4 separate regions of the Homo sapiens genome follow, and regions 1, 3 and 4 are each linked to region 2. A link is a contact called in ENCODE Hi-C or POLR2A ChIA-PET data. All regions are on one chromosome and are shown on one strand. Each heading gives the region's core, a stretch centred on a gene start or an enhancer-like site at or near the end of the contact. The rest is flanking DNA. Distances are from core to core; before and after follow the strand shown. Region 1 holds the start of NCL (nucleolin). Region 2 holds the start of FBXO36 (F-box protein 36). Region 3 has its middle 18 kb from the start of GPR55. Region 4 holds the start of PTMA (prothymosin alpha).

Evidence for each region. Hi-C counts contacts between places; a loop is a spot of excess contacts on that map. ChIA-PET counts read pairs that join two places held with the same protein, here RNA polymerase II (POLR2A). Pooled maps may share reads with other maps.
Region 1: a loop to region 2 is called in a map of ascending aorta, with 18 times the contacts of the local background. The contact joins the promoter of NCL here to the promoter of FBXO36 in region 2. A Hi-C loop is called at or near these places in 4 of 168 maps with a recorded cell type or tissue (CD8-positive, alpha-beta T cell, ascending aorta and naive thymus-derived CD4-positive, alpha-beta T cell) and 18 of 50 pooled maps. POLR2A ChIA-PET finds 5 or more read pairs at or near these places in 3 of 52 experiments (B cell, CD4-positive, alpha-beta T cell and activated CD4-positive, alpha-beta memory T cell).
Region 3: a pooled map shows a loop between it and region 2 (3-fold over the local background). The contact joins the enhancer-like site here to the promoter of FBXO36 in region 2. A Hi-C loop is called at or near these places in 1 of 37 single-sample maps with no recorded cell type and 3 of 50 pooled maps. POLR2A ChIA-PET finds 5 or more read pairs at or near these places in 2 of 52 experiments (HCT116 and activated T-cell).
Region 4: a loop to region 2 is called in a map of CD8-positive, alpha-beta T cell, with 18 times the contacts of the local background. The contact joins the promoter of PTMA here to the promoter of FBXO36 in region 2. A Hi-C loop is called at or near these places in 1 of 168 maps with a recorded cell type or tissue (CD8-positive, alpha-beta T cell), 1 of 37 single-sample maps with no recorded cell type and 12 of 50 pooled maps. POLR2A ChIA-PET finds 5 or more read pairs at or near these places in 2 of 52 experiments (HEK293 and naive thymus-derived CD8-positive, alpha-beta T cell).

Annotation. Positions count from the first base shown.
Region 1 is chr2:231,463,029-231,465,915 of GRCh38, reverse strand. It overlaps NCL (nucleolin), which reads left to right and starts at 1,432. Exons shown (of 14, transcript NM_005381.3): 1 at 1,432-1,580; 2 at 2,600-2,716. The coding sequence starts at 1,563. RefSeq lists enhancers at 878-977, 1,488-1,677, 1,023-1,692, 1,738-1,787, 1,693-2,364 and silencers at 1,108-1,457, 1,804-2,173.
Region 2 is chr2:229,921,248-229,923,947 of GRCh38, reverse strand. FBXO36 (F-box protein 36) reads right to left here and starts at 1,445. Exons shown (of 4, transcript NM_174899.5): 1 at 1,339-1,445. The coding sequence starts at 1,434. It overlaps TRIP12 (thyroid hormone receptor interactor 12), which reads left to right and starts at 1,939. Exons shown (of 42, transcript NM_001348323.3): 1 at 1,939-2,068. RefSeq lists enhancers at 1,167-1,226, 1,883-2,383, 2,384-2,700 and a silencer at 2,057-2,446.
Region 3 is chr2:230,941,910-230,944,609 of GRCh38, reverse strand. It overlaps a transcript of GPR55 not described here. Among named protein-coding and RNA genes, the nearest start is that of GPR55, 18 kb to the right of the region's middle. RefSeq lists enhancers at 502-721, 1,032-1,241, 2,172-2,221. Within about 2 kb of position 1,274, at least 2 of the 41 ENCODE cell types and tissues checked have a DNase peak (open chromatin) inside an H3K27ac peak, as active enhancers do.
Region 4 is chr2:231,707,262-231,710,187 of GRCh38, reverse strand. PTMA (prothymosin alpha) reads right to left here and starts at 1,663. Exons shown (of 5, transcript NM_002823.5): 1 at 1,437-1,663. The coding sequence starts at 1,481. RefSeq lists silencers at 415-724, 1,155-1,334, 1,855-2,254 and enhancers at 339-976, 1,555-1,614, 977-1,615, 1,616-2,253, 2,893-2,926.

The sequences.
Region 1 (2,887 bases), core at 183-2,682, 1.5 Mb before region 2:
GTAGCTGGGACTCCAGGCGAGCGCCACCATGCCCGCTAATTATTTTTTGTGTGGAGACAGGGTCGCATTATATTACCCAGGCCGGTCTCAAGTTCCTGGACTCAAGCGATCCTCCTGCATCAGCCTCCCAAAGTACTGGGATTACAGGCATGAGCCATCGCACCCGGCCTTAACAAATGCTTTTCTTTCTGAGACGGAGTCTCGCTCTGTCGCCCAGGCTGGAGTGCAGTGGGCGATCTCGGCTCACTGCAACCTCCGCCTCCCCGGTTCATGCGCCTCGGCCTCCCAAAATGCTGGGATTGCGGATCTGAGCCACCGCGCCCGGCCTGAGGTGATTTTTAACAAGTACAGCCGTAGCTGCAGATATCCTGGTTCTGTAGGAACAATGAGGTATGGATGGATCCATAGCTGGACCTATGGATGGGATGGATCCCCGGCAGGCCCTGGACGGAGGGAAATGCTCTGGTTTGCTAAGCCCGGCATCGAGTGAGACCCACCCACAAAGCTAACCGTGGAAGTCACTGGCGGCCTCCTTCGCCCTGCCGCCGGGGAACCCTGCCGGTGGCTCTCGACCTGCTCCCGGGCCATCTGGTGACACTGACTTCGCAGCCACCACCTTAATTGGCGCATTCGACCCAAATAATAACCAGGGAACCTGTGGGCGGTCAAAGGCCCGGCTCTGCGGTCGGCCCTCCCAGGCCCCTCTCCCTGCCCTGTGAGGCCAGAAAGTTACTTCTCCGAGGCCGTTCCCCATGTCGAGAAATATCTCCCGCTTGAGGTTCTGTGGGGTAGGGGAGGTTCGTGCATTTCTCACAGAAAACCTCGCACAGACCCGCGACTGCCTTTATTAACAGCTCTCAGGAGACTGCCTGCAGCCGGGGGGTGCCTCCGGCCCCATGCTCGCGGGCAAGCAGGGATAAGCTGTGCCTCCAAAAGGGCCAACGGGAACTCCGCGGTCCCTGAACTTCCGGTGCTGGCGGACTCCTCGCTCCAGGGCCACCAGGAGCCGCGGCGTGAGTGCGTGCCGGGACCGAGCGCGGGGTCTCTGAGGAACTCCAAGGCTGCCCAAGCCTACGGACCCAGCCACATTGGCGAACCGGAGACCGCCCGATTCCACCACCCCCGCGCTCCCCTCACAGCCGGCGCCAAAAACGCCAGTCCCACGACGCAGGCCGGGACCCGCGCGCCCACGGCCCAATCAGCGCGGACCTTGCACAAAGCGAGCCCCGCCCCCACGGCGCCGTTGCCAGCCCCTCCCCCTCCCGTGGCCGCCTCGGCCCGCCTACTCCCCGCCCCGCGCCGTTCACGGTTAGAGGCTCGCGATTGGCTCATGGGGACGGCCGCGAGCTTTGGTTGGTCGGCGCGGAGTCACGAGGGCGCCGTCGTCGCCTTTCCACAGGCGATTACTGGGCAGGCTCAGTCTTTCGCCTCAGTCTCGAGCTCTCGCTGGCCTTCGGGTGTACGTGCTCCGGGATCTTCAGCACCCGCGGCCGCCATCGCCGTCGCTTGGCTTCTTCTGGACTCATCTGCGCCACTTGTCCGCTTCACACTCCGCCGCCATCATGGTGAAGCTCGCGAAGGTAAACGGCCTTGAGCGCGAGCGCAGACGTGTAGGCCTGCTTTCCGAGGGGCGAGCGCGGCGCCGCGGGGAGGAGGGCCTGCGCGCAGTCCCGGGCGCGTTCTAGGGCGCCATGCTGCGGGAAGTCTCGCGCGATTAGTGGGGAGGTCTCGCGGCTTCTGGCTACTTGGTGGCGAGGTGAAGAGCTTCTGCAGGTGCTGGGGGCGGCGAACGCGGCGGGAAAGACAGAGTCACTGAGCGCGGGGAGGGGGCGCTGGGCCTCGGGGTGGAGAGATGAGACCAAACTTTTGCGACGCGTACGAGCTGGGACTCGACTCCTGACGCACGTGCCCGGGAGCGCGGCCTGCCACGTGGGCCGCGCCGCGTGGGTCCTGGAATCTCCAGAGGGACCGGGTGCCTTGGGCCGGGAAATGGCGGTATCGGCCCTAGTCGGAGTCCCGGCTGCGCTCGGATGTCTCCGCCCCGGCCTGGCAAGCCGACACGTGGTGGGCCCCGGAAGGTGGCTCTGCCGCGTGCCTTTTGCGCTGTGTTTCGGGCACGTGGTGGCCTACCAGGTACCCCCACGTGGCCGCGCCGCCTCTTTAAGGGGCGGGGTTGTCTCGCTGGGAAAGGCATAAGCTTCATGAGAAAATCAAGGTAGTCATTTTTTTAAGTGCCTTAATGATCTTCACCGTTAATTTGGATTCAGATGAGGGTGGTAGAATAAAGTACCGGGATTTGTAGTATTAAAACACGGTTGTGCTTAACTAAGGTAACGGGAGGAGAAATCATTTCCTCAGGTTGACTTTTTACCTTAGGGCAGGTTTTCTGTTGGTAAAGCCTGGGAGGAAAAATGTGGGCGGTTGAGAGTAGTCCCTCTTGCATTGCCATCAGGAGTAGTTTCTATGTTAGTTGTGGTGTTTGGCACTATGAGAAATGGATCTGAGGACGGAGATGATGGCGTATGAACACTAATGGCAAAATATGAATGGCCTGAAATGTCGAGGTGGAGGTGTAATGATCTATTTGTGTCCATTTTAGGCAGGTAAAAATCAAGGTGACCCCAAGAAAATGGCTCCTCCTCCAAAGGAGGTAGAAGAAGATAGTGAAGATGAGGAAATGTCAGAAGATGAAGAAGATGATAGCAGTGGAGAAGAGGTAATTTTATCCAACTTAATGCAGAATTATGTTAAAACTACAAAATGGAGAGTTAAGACATGAAATTGGATATCTGTGGCAAAAATAAGATTTTATTCAGGTATGTCTTATTGTAGTGGTTGAGTGTTTCACAAGCTCTTCATTGACATGTCAAGATGTCATTTGGCTAAG
Region 2 (2,700 bases), core at 196-2,695:
ATGGTGAAACGAGGTCGCAGTGAGCCGAGATCGCGCCACTGCACTCCAGCCTGGCGACAGAGCGAGACTCCGTCTCAAAAAAAAAAAAAAAAAAAAAAAACAACACCAAAAAAAAAGTACAGAAAAGGATACCTTTCAGTATTTCATACATCACTAAATGTGCAAAACCCCCTAAGAACAGTTTAATTAAAAATTTGAGTCTGACCCTGGGCCCACTGCCTATGAATTAGCCCTGCTCCGCAAGGAGCAGTACTGTTTTAAAAAAAATTTTTTTTGGACAGGCTGATTTTACATTTGTAATATTTCTAAATCTTAAATTAAAAAATATATATTAACATTTATATTTTAAAAGATGCTTTCAAAAATATAAAAAAATTAACTCATTACCTATTTTGTTTAAGGGCTCCTGGAAAAACTGAGGGAATGATCAATATGCACACCAAAACAAATATATACAAACTTCTAAATTTCATTTTATAGGAATAGTATCTATTGAAAGGGCAGGGTGCATGAATAACTCAGTGACAGGCGTAAACTCAGCCAGGATTAGAAACGTCTTCCCAATGGAGGCCCCGCTCAAGTTGAGAATTTCATGGACACAGTAAATCATCCAAAAGCCCACCTTCAATAACCAAAGTAGGCATAAAAATAGGCCGATGGTTACTTTGGAGATAATATAATCCTCGGTCTTATTGTTGTGGAGCAGATGTCATTATGGGTGGGGCTGAAGCGCAGAGCAGCTGAAACATTTTTATACCACCACCCGCACACTTTCAATGGGATAGAAGGGACTCCAAAAGGTAAGAGCTCCCAATCGTCAGTTGCTACTAGAAATAACTAAGTTTTGATGTGGCCGTGGCACGCGTAAAGGCCACAAAGAGATTTATAAAATTCTCCATGATTAATTCCTATCCTGGAAAAGAGGCAATCTCCTTTTCCCCTCCCTAGCCGGCTCCTCCTTGGGACACTTGGCTGAGTCGTTCTTTCCCTCCTTCTCACGCTGAGGTGAGGCCGCACGCAAGCCGGAGACGCCCGTTTTCCTCTTCGCGCGGAGGAAACTCTACGGGTAAGAAGCCGGGGTGGCGGGAAAGGAGCACGCGGCACCGCGGGGAGGCAGAGAAGGCTTGCCAGGGACTAGCCGGGCTCGGGGAGAGCAGGGACACGCGGGCCGTCGGACCGAGGAGGCCGAGGTGACGAGGAAAATCTCCCGGCGCGGAGCCGGGACTGGGCGCTTCCGGCGGGCTACGGTTGCTCTTGGCCTAGCACAGCCTGCGTCCCGGGCCCCAACCGGGCCAGGTAGGGAGTTAGGAGAGAGGGTAAACCGCGGCTCGCACTTGCCTGAGACCGGGTGACCAGTAACTGGTAATAGTCTTTGCTAGGCGGCGGGCCTTGTCCTACAGTTTCAAAGAGAGTCTCCGGCAGCCACGACGCCATCTTGGGACGCCACCGCCGTCGCTAAGACAACCAGGAAGGGGCGGGGCTTGGTTGGGGTCAAGGGGCCAAAACCCTAGTTTAAATTGAACCACGCTTATGAGCTGGCAGAAGGATTTCTAACTTGGGGCGATCGTCCCCTCTTCCAAGGGTCTTAGGGAACCCTGATCCGTGAAATTTCCAGCTCCAGGTCCCGGGTGACCCGAGGGGGAATTAGTTCCTGCTACCACGGAGGGGAGGGGGTGACCCCGGCGGAGGGATACCAAGTAGATCTCCACAGTCCCCTTCCTGGTCCCTCGAAGGGATCGGGCGGAGATCGGAGGCTGCTGAGAGAGTCGAGCCGGGAGGCGTGGGAGGGAGGGGCGATGTGATGGGCCGCCAGTAGGCAGCGGTGCCGGTCCCGCGGACGAGCCCGTAACCGGAGCCCGAGGACAAAGTAGTTCCCCGAGGGTGTCAGAGCAGGCGGGGAGGGAGGCGGCACGGGCGGAGGCGCACGCCGGGCGCGGTGCTGCGGCTCAGCTGATAATTGAAGGAACCCGGAGCCGCCGCCGCCGCGCCGCTGGGGGGGGTGGGGGGAGCTAGTGGAAGTTACTGCCGCGCCACCGAGTCCGGACCGGAGACTTTGGGGCCTAACTAGGTAATTGGGGCGCAGCTCTGGGCGGCGGGGGCAAGCCTTGGGGGAGGGGGCCAGCTGAGGGGTTGGGGGGGCGGGGGGAGGAGCTGGAACAGAAAGTCCCAGGAAGCCCGGTTGTGTCATCGCCGCGATTCGGCCCCCGCTTGGCCTGCTCCCGGCGCCGGCGGCGGCGGGGCCGCGGAAGGACCGGGCCGGGGGTGGACGGGAGAGACGCTCGAGGGCGGCCGCGGCCGGAGGGACCGGGGCCTGGCGGGAGGTAGGGGTCGCTGGGTCCCTCCTCCGGCTTCCCGCAATGAGGAGGGCCCTTCACAGAACCGGGGTAAGGCTTGCGGGTGTTGGGGAGCTCGGCGGGGACCAAGGGGGGCCGGAAGTGGGCTTTGGAGCTTGGAGGGTGTCTGGGAAGAGAGAAAGTGGGGGGCCGGAAGTGCAGGTGGGGGGTGTGAAGACGGCAAGGGTTCCCCGGAAATGGGACGAGGGGCCCGGAAATCGGGAAAGGGGAGGCTCCGGGGCCGTGGACGGCCCGGAAATGGAAACTAGGAAGCAGCTCCAGTGACAACAGTTGTGGGAAGCGAGGGTCAGAGAAGGGAGAGGCCAGAGAGACTTTAGACCGCAGTAAGGGGTTTCCTGCCCAGGGG
Region 3 (2,700 bases), core at 25-2,524, 1.0 Mb before region 2:
CATGCTGTAGGACGTCACTGTTGAGTCATTCTCCGGGGGCTCCCAGAGACACGGCATTCTCGTTTTCACTCTGAGAATTAAATCTTGTGCCGGGTGTCACAGTCATCTCTGTTGTGGACATTTCCCTCTGAACTAACCAGCGATGGTTACTGGAAACCACGGCTCCTCCACCTCCCTCCACAGGCTTTCTCCCCTTCCCTTCCACACTTCTGGGGTTTGCCTGGGGATCCAAGTCTCTACACTGGTGAAGCAGGCACAGCTGTCAGGTCACAGACTCACGTGTGCAGGACCATAGCTTCTGGGTCATCAAGCTCATGGAAGCCCCCGGGACAGTCATGTGGGCACACGTTGGAGGGATGTGGATTTGCCCCTTTCCACACCACAGCTTTGCCCTGTCCAATGTCCAGTGGTGGGTAATTTCCTGGGAAGTCTCCTTGAGGTCCTCTCTGGGACCCGGCATCTGGGACCAAGATGCTGTTGTGTGTGTAATGAATGGCAGAAGGCATCTTCATGGAGAGGCTTCTCACTTCACTACTCTTGCTGGTCCTCCTCCTGGGCTAGGGCCAGGGAGAAGAGGGACAGCCCGAGGGCCCCTTCCTAAGACAGACCCTGTGTTAGGCCATTCTTATGTTGCTATAAAGAAATACCTGAGGCTGGATAATTTATAAAGAAAAGAGGTTTAATTGGCTCACTGTTCTGTAGACTTTATATGAAGTGTGGTGCCGGCATCTGCCCTGCTTCTGATGAGACCTTGCTTGCAATTTTGGCAGAAGGCGAAGAGGAAGCGGCATCTCACATGGCCAGAGTGGGAGCAGAGGAGGGGTGGGGAGGTGCCGCACACTTTCAAACAGCCAGATCTCGCAAGAAGGAACTCGCTGCTGAGAGGACAGCACCAAGGGGAGGGCGCAAGATCATTCATGGGAAATCCACCCCCATGATCCAACCCCCTCCACCAGGCCCCGCCTCCAGCACTGGGGATGACAGTTCAACATGAGATTTAGAGGGGACAACACCCAAACTCCATCAGACCCTGGACGGGGATAGCTCTTAGCTCTCCAGGCTCTTGCTCCGTGACCTACTCTGGCATTGTTGCCTCTCTTGCTTGGCCCCCCAGCTGGGGATGCCCGGAGACAAACATGGGCACTGCTGCTCCTGCCAGGAAATTCCTGAGCCCAGACATCTCTTAGCACCCATGCCCAGGGCTGGCTGGGCTTCTTGGCCCTCCACGGAGGGGCTGGCTAGTGGGAGAGGAGAGGAGGTGCACAGGAAGGAGGGGCTGCTCTGGAAGGCAATAGCCAGCCAAGCTCTCGGGCAGTCTGGGGGCGGGGAGCCAGCCAGGATGCTGTCCTGCTAACAGGGGATGGCTCCGGATGTAGATGGGCCTTGACCTGGCTCTAGTCCAAGCACTGCCCGGGATGGCCTCTGCTGGGGCCTCAGTTTCCACCTCTCTACAATGGGCACAGTTGTGCTACAGAGAGCGCTCTCTCTCTCCTCTCTCTCTCTTTCTCTCCTCTCTCTCTCTTTCTCTCCTCTCTCTCTCTTTTCTCTCTCCCTCCTCTCTCCTCTTCTCGTCTCTTCTCTCCTCTTCTCTTCTCTTCTCTTCTCTTCAGGTCACAAGGACAAATCCTAGGGGAACAGAAGCAGGATGGAACTCTGACTTCAGAGCCCCAGGGTCGTGCTCTCACTCTGTTCATTGGCAATGATGAAGGAAAAATTGGTCTGCTTTCACCCAGCTCTCCCTAGCCTGCCCCTTCTCCTGCCCCTTCCGTGTCTCTTCCCCCTTACCCCATTCTTGTGGATGGGGGTGGGGGTGGAGAGTGGGGGGTTCCTTCTTCTGGGTCTGGTGCCCACCCTCCCCATCGGGCCCTTCTCAAACAGCCAAGCTCCCATCTCCCACTGGCTGCCCCTGGCCTTTGGACCCTGCCACCCTGCAGCCCCCTGAAGTCCCTTCCCCCATGGCCCACCCTCCCTCTGCTCTTTTGGCTTGGCCTCCCTCTCTGCTCTTCACTCCTCCTGTGCCATTGACCTCCCTTTTGGCCTTTCTCTGGCCTCCAGCCACCAGGGCAGATGCTCTACTGCCCCCTGCCGCTCTCCCCCCACACCTGCCTCTTCCACCTGCCCTCCATTGGCCCTTCCTGCAAAACGTCCTGGGGGCCTGAGTGGGGAATGGAGGCTGGAGGGCAGTGGCTGGGTCCCTTGTGGGGTTGGTCTGGGACTCCTGCCCCTGAGGACTAAGTAATTCTCTCTCTCAGCTGCTCTGCTGGGGACACTCCCTGAGGGAGGCAGGGCCAGGAGGCCCGGCTGAGGCAGGAGAAGGAGGCAGAAGAAGGAGGCAGGCCCTTGCCTCTGTCCTGGGCCCCCTTTCTGTGATCTTCTGGCATTCTCAGGGGTCTGCCCAGCCCTGGAGTGTGAGTGTGGGGGTGGCCCCTCTGAACGTATTCTTGCTGTTCTGTTGGTTCTGACAGTGTCCTTCCTGCCCCTTCTGGTCTGTGTCACATTCACTTTAATCTCAAAATGTTTTCTGAAATTGCTCAGAAAAGAAAAGGCCCAGTATAGCCCCCATCACAGGGAGGGTAGCTCAGAGGGGGCCACTACCCCGGGCATCAGGCTCCCCTGCACTCTGGATCCCAGAATGTCCAGGACCCCTGGGCTGGAGAACAAAGGGCCATCTCTCAATGATCAGTCAATAACTCATCAAAT
Region 4 (2,926 bases), core at 414-2,913, 1.8 Mb before region 2:
TGTCTGCATTCGGCGGGCCAAGTCCCACGGGAGGTCGCCCCAAAGTCCACCGGGCTGCGTAGGTCCGAGACTGTCGGGGATGCGCCTCTCGGGCTACTACTCATCGCCCTCGCGGGAAGTCACCTTTTGGTGCTTCGGAGAAAATCGAACAGCCAGGCCCCGCACTGGGGACGGTGTTCTCACCCCACAAACTCATTCCCGGACTGAGTCCAGAAGGGGTCACTGAGAGCCCCTGTGGAGATCCGGGCCCCGAGCTCCGCTCTGCCAAGAAGTCGCCCCTGGGAGAGTCAGAGATGACGCCAGGGACACAAGGGTTAAGGAGACGCCAAGGTGACTCGCGCCAATCCCTGCAGGGGCACGACGGGCGCGGACGAGGGCCGAAATATTAAGAAAGAGCCAGTCAGTCTGAGAGCGCCCCGCTCCCGCCAAGGGCGGAGACGCTACCCAGGGCGGGCAGTGGGACCGAGGCGGCGCCGACAACAGGAGCGGAGCCGCACCAGCCGCGCAGGACCTCATAGCCGAGGGCAGTGAACCCGCCACGGGGCCCGGGCGCCCCCCCAGTTCGACCCTACCATTGGCCTGTCGCGGCCGCCGTGTTGGCCCGCGTCGCCCCGAGCTGCGGCGCACACGGTGCTCCCGGGCAGCCGCGGGGGGCGCCCATCGTCGCCCCAGCGCCGCGCTTCACTTTCTCTTTCCTCCCTGCGGCGCGTGGGCTCTCGCCTCCTCAGCCAAGCCCGGCACCGCGGGTGCATGACTGAAGCTGGGCGGCCGCTCCCGGCGCACTCACCTCGAAGGGCGCCCACCCCCGCCTCCCAGAGCGCCCAAAGCGGATAAGCCCGTCACACCTCCGCCGGGACGGCCGACGTCGCGGCCAGCCAGCCCGTCGCCCCATCCGCCTTATCGGGACTTAGTCTAGACAAACCACCTCAGGTCCGCTGCAGGGCGCGAAACCGCCGGCCTGGCGCCGAACAAAGAGCAGCGCGGCCGGCGGGCGCTCGCCGCCACTTCCCGCGGCCGGCCCGCGCCCCAACACGCGCCCCCCAGCACTTCCGATTCCCAACGCGCTTGAGTTTCAAAGTTATTTCCGTGCGCCCGGCGGGCCGACGACCCCCAGCCAGGCTCTTCTCCTCCCGCCGCCACTCATACCGGCCACAGACGAGTTTCGAGGGCCGTGAGCCGGCCTCCGCGCCTAGCCCTCGGCCCCCGAGGGCGCCCGGCCCACTCCCCGACGGGCATCACGTCTGCCCGCGGCGGTTCCCGCCCCCTCCCCCGCACCACACAAAGAGTGGGCTGCCTGAGGGCACCGCGCCGGGGGCGGGCCGTTTCCCCGCGAGAGGGAGCAACAGCGGGCTTGAGACAGTCCAGCTGCTGCGCGCCAAACACCGCCCGAGCGGCGGCGCGCGGACCCCGAGGGGGCGGGCGGCGTCCAGCCTCACCTTGGTGGTGATTTCGGAGCTGGTGTCTACGGCTGCGTCTGACATGGTGGGGCACGCCGGTGATCCGATGCAGGGGATTAAAAAGAAAGCGAGAGTTCAGGGACTCTGGCGATAAAGCTGCCGGAGTCCGCGGCGGCGGAGGAGGCGCGCGGCGGAGGCGGCTGCGGCGAGCAAGGAGGCGGATGAGGAACAATGCAAAGATGGCTTTTCAGAGCAGCCAGTGGGGGACTCACGCGGCGCCAGAAGCTTTAATATAGATTAGTGGGCGGCGCTCGGCTTCCCATGCCCGGCCGCTATTGGCTGAGCGCAGGGAGCGGGCGCTCGCTCATTGGCTCGATTCCGAACAATGGACAAGCGTGCTTAAAGCGGCAGTGCCCCGGCGCGTCCCGCGCTGCGCAGTCGCCGATCGCACTGTCATTCAAGGCCGGAGTTTGCCGGGTCTCAGCAGGGCCGAGGGCGCGGGGGAGGGGTGCGCGAGCGCGTTCCGGACGCGCGCTCCCGCAGCTGTTTTGCTGGGGCTGCTGACGCAGAAAGCCAAAGCGCGGCAAAGCTGCCCGCCCAACCCCCTTCCCTCCCTCTCCCGCCCTCCCCGCGGCTGCTCGGAAGGAGGGGGAGGGAAGAGGGGGCGGCGGGCACACGACGGCTGCCAGCGCGGGGGAGGGGAAGGCGGGGTGCTGGGCCGCGCTCGCCCCGGGCGGTGCCCAGCGCAGTGCCCGCGGAGGTGCCCGCCCCCCGCGCCTGGGCGCCTTGGACCAAGGATTGTCCCAGTGCAAGTGGACGGCAGCCCCACGACGAGCAACGAGGTCACGAGGCCGAGACCCGGGCACCTGGGCCGCCCCGTCCCTCTGCCATGCCCTCGCGCCCTCCCAGGGCAGGGCACCCCTAGTCCTGTGGGCAGGCGACCTCGATTGCCCACCATCAGGTCCGGCGTCCGTCGGCCAAGTCAGTCGACAAGCGGGCACCGTCCCAAGCACACACGGATTCATGTATCAAGCGGACTCGATGCGCGATGCCGGCTCCAGCCCTCGAGTGGGACAGCCCGCGGGCCCCGCACGGCATAGCGGTCCCCTCATTCTAGGTTTCTAGTTAGGGTCTGTCCCGAGCGGTCACTGCCGTCGCGACAGCCTCAGGGCAGCCTCCTCCAGGGGCCTGCCGGGCCATCGAGTCTACCCTTCTCCCACCCCACTGCTGGACTGCGATGGGCACATGAACATTACAGAGTTCCTCGGGAAAAATCATCGTCTCTGGAGCCAGTTGGGCTAATCTTTGGGGACTACCTGAAATTTGGGGGACCATTTAGAGAACCATGCGGAGCCCCGAGAAAGGGGAGCATCAAAACGCCACACTCAAGATGGCGCCGGGCTCGGCAAGCGTGGCGTGACGTAGCGATCTAGCTCACGTGGGCGATCCGAGAACAACAGGCTACGCTGGCCTTATCGCCACCGCACTTAGCTGTCGAACTAAGAAATCGGTTGTGTGGGAAAAAGGAC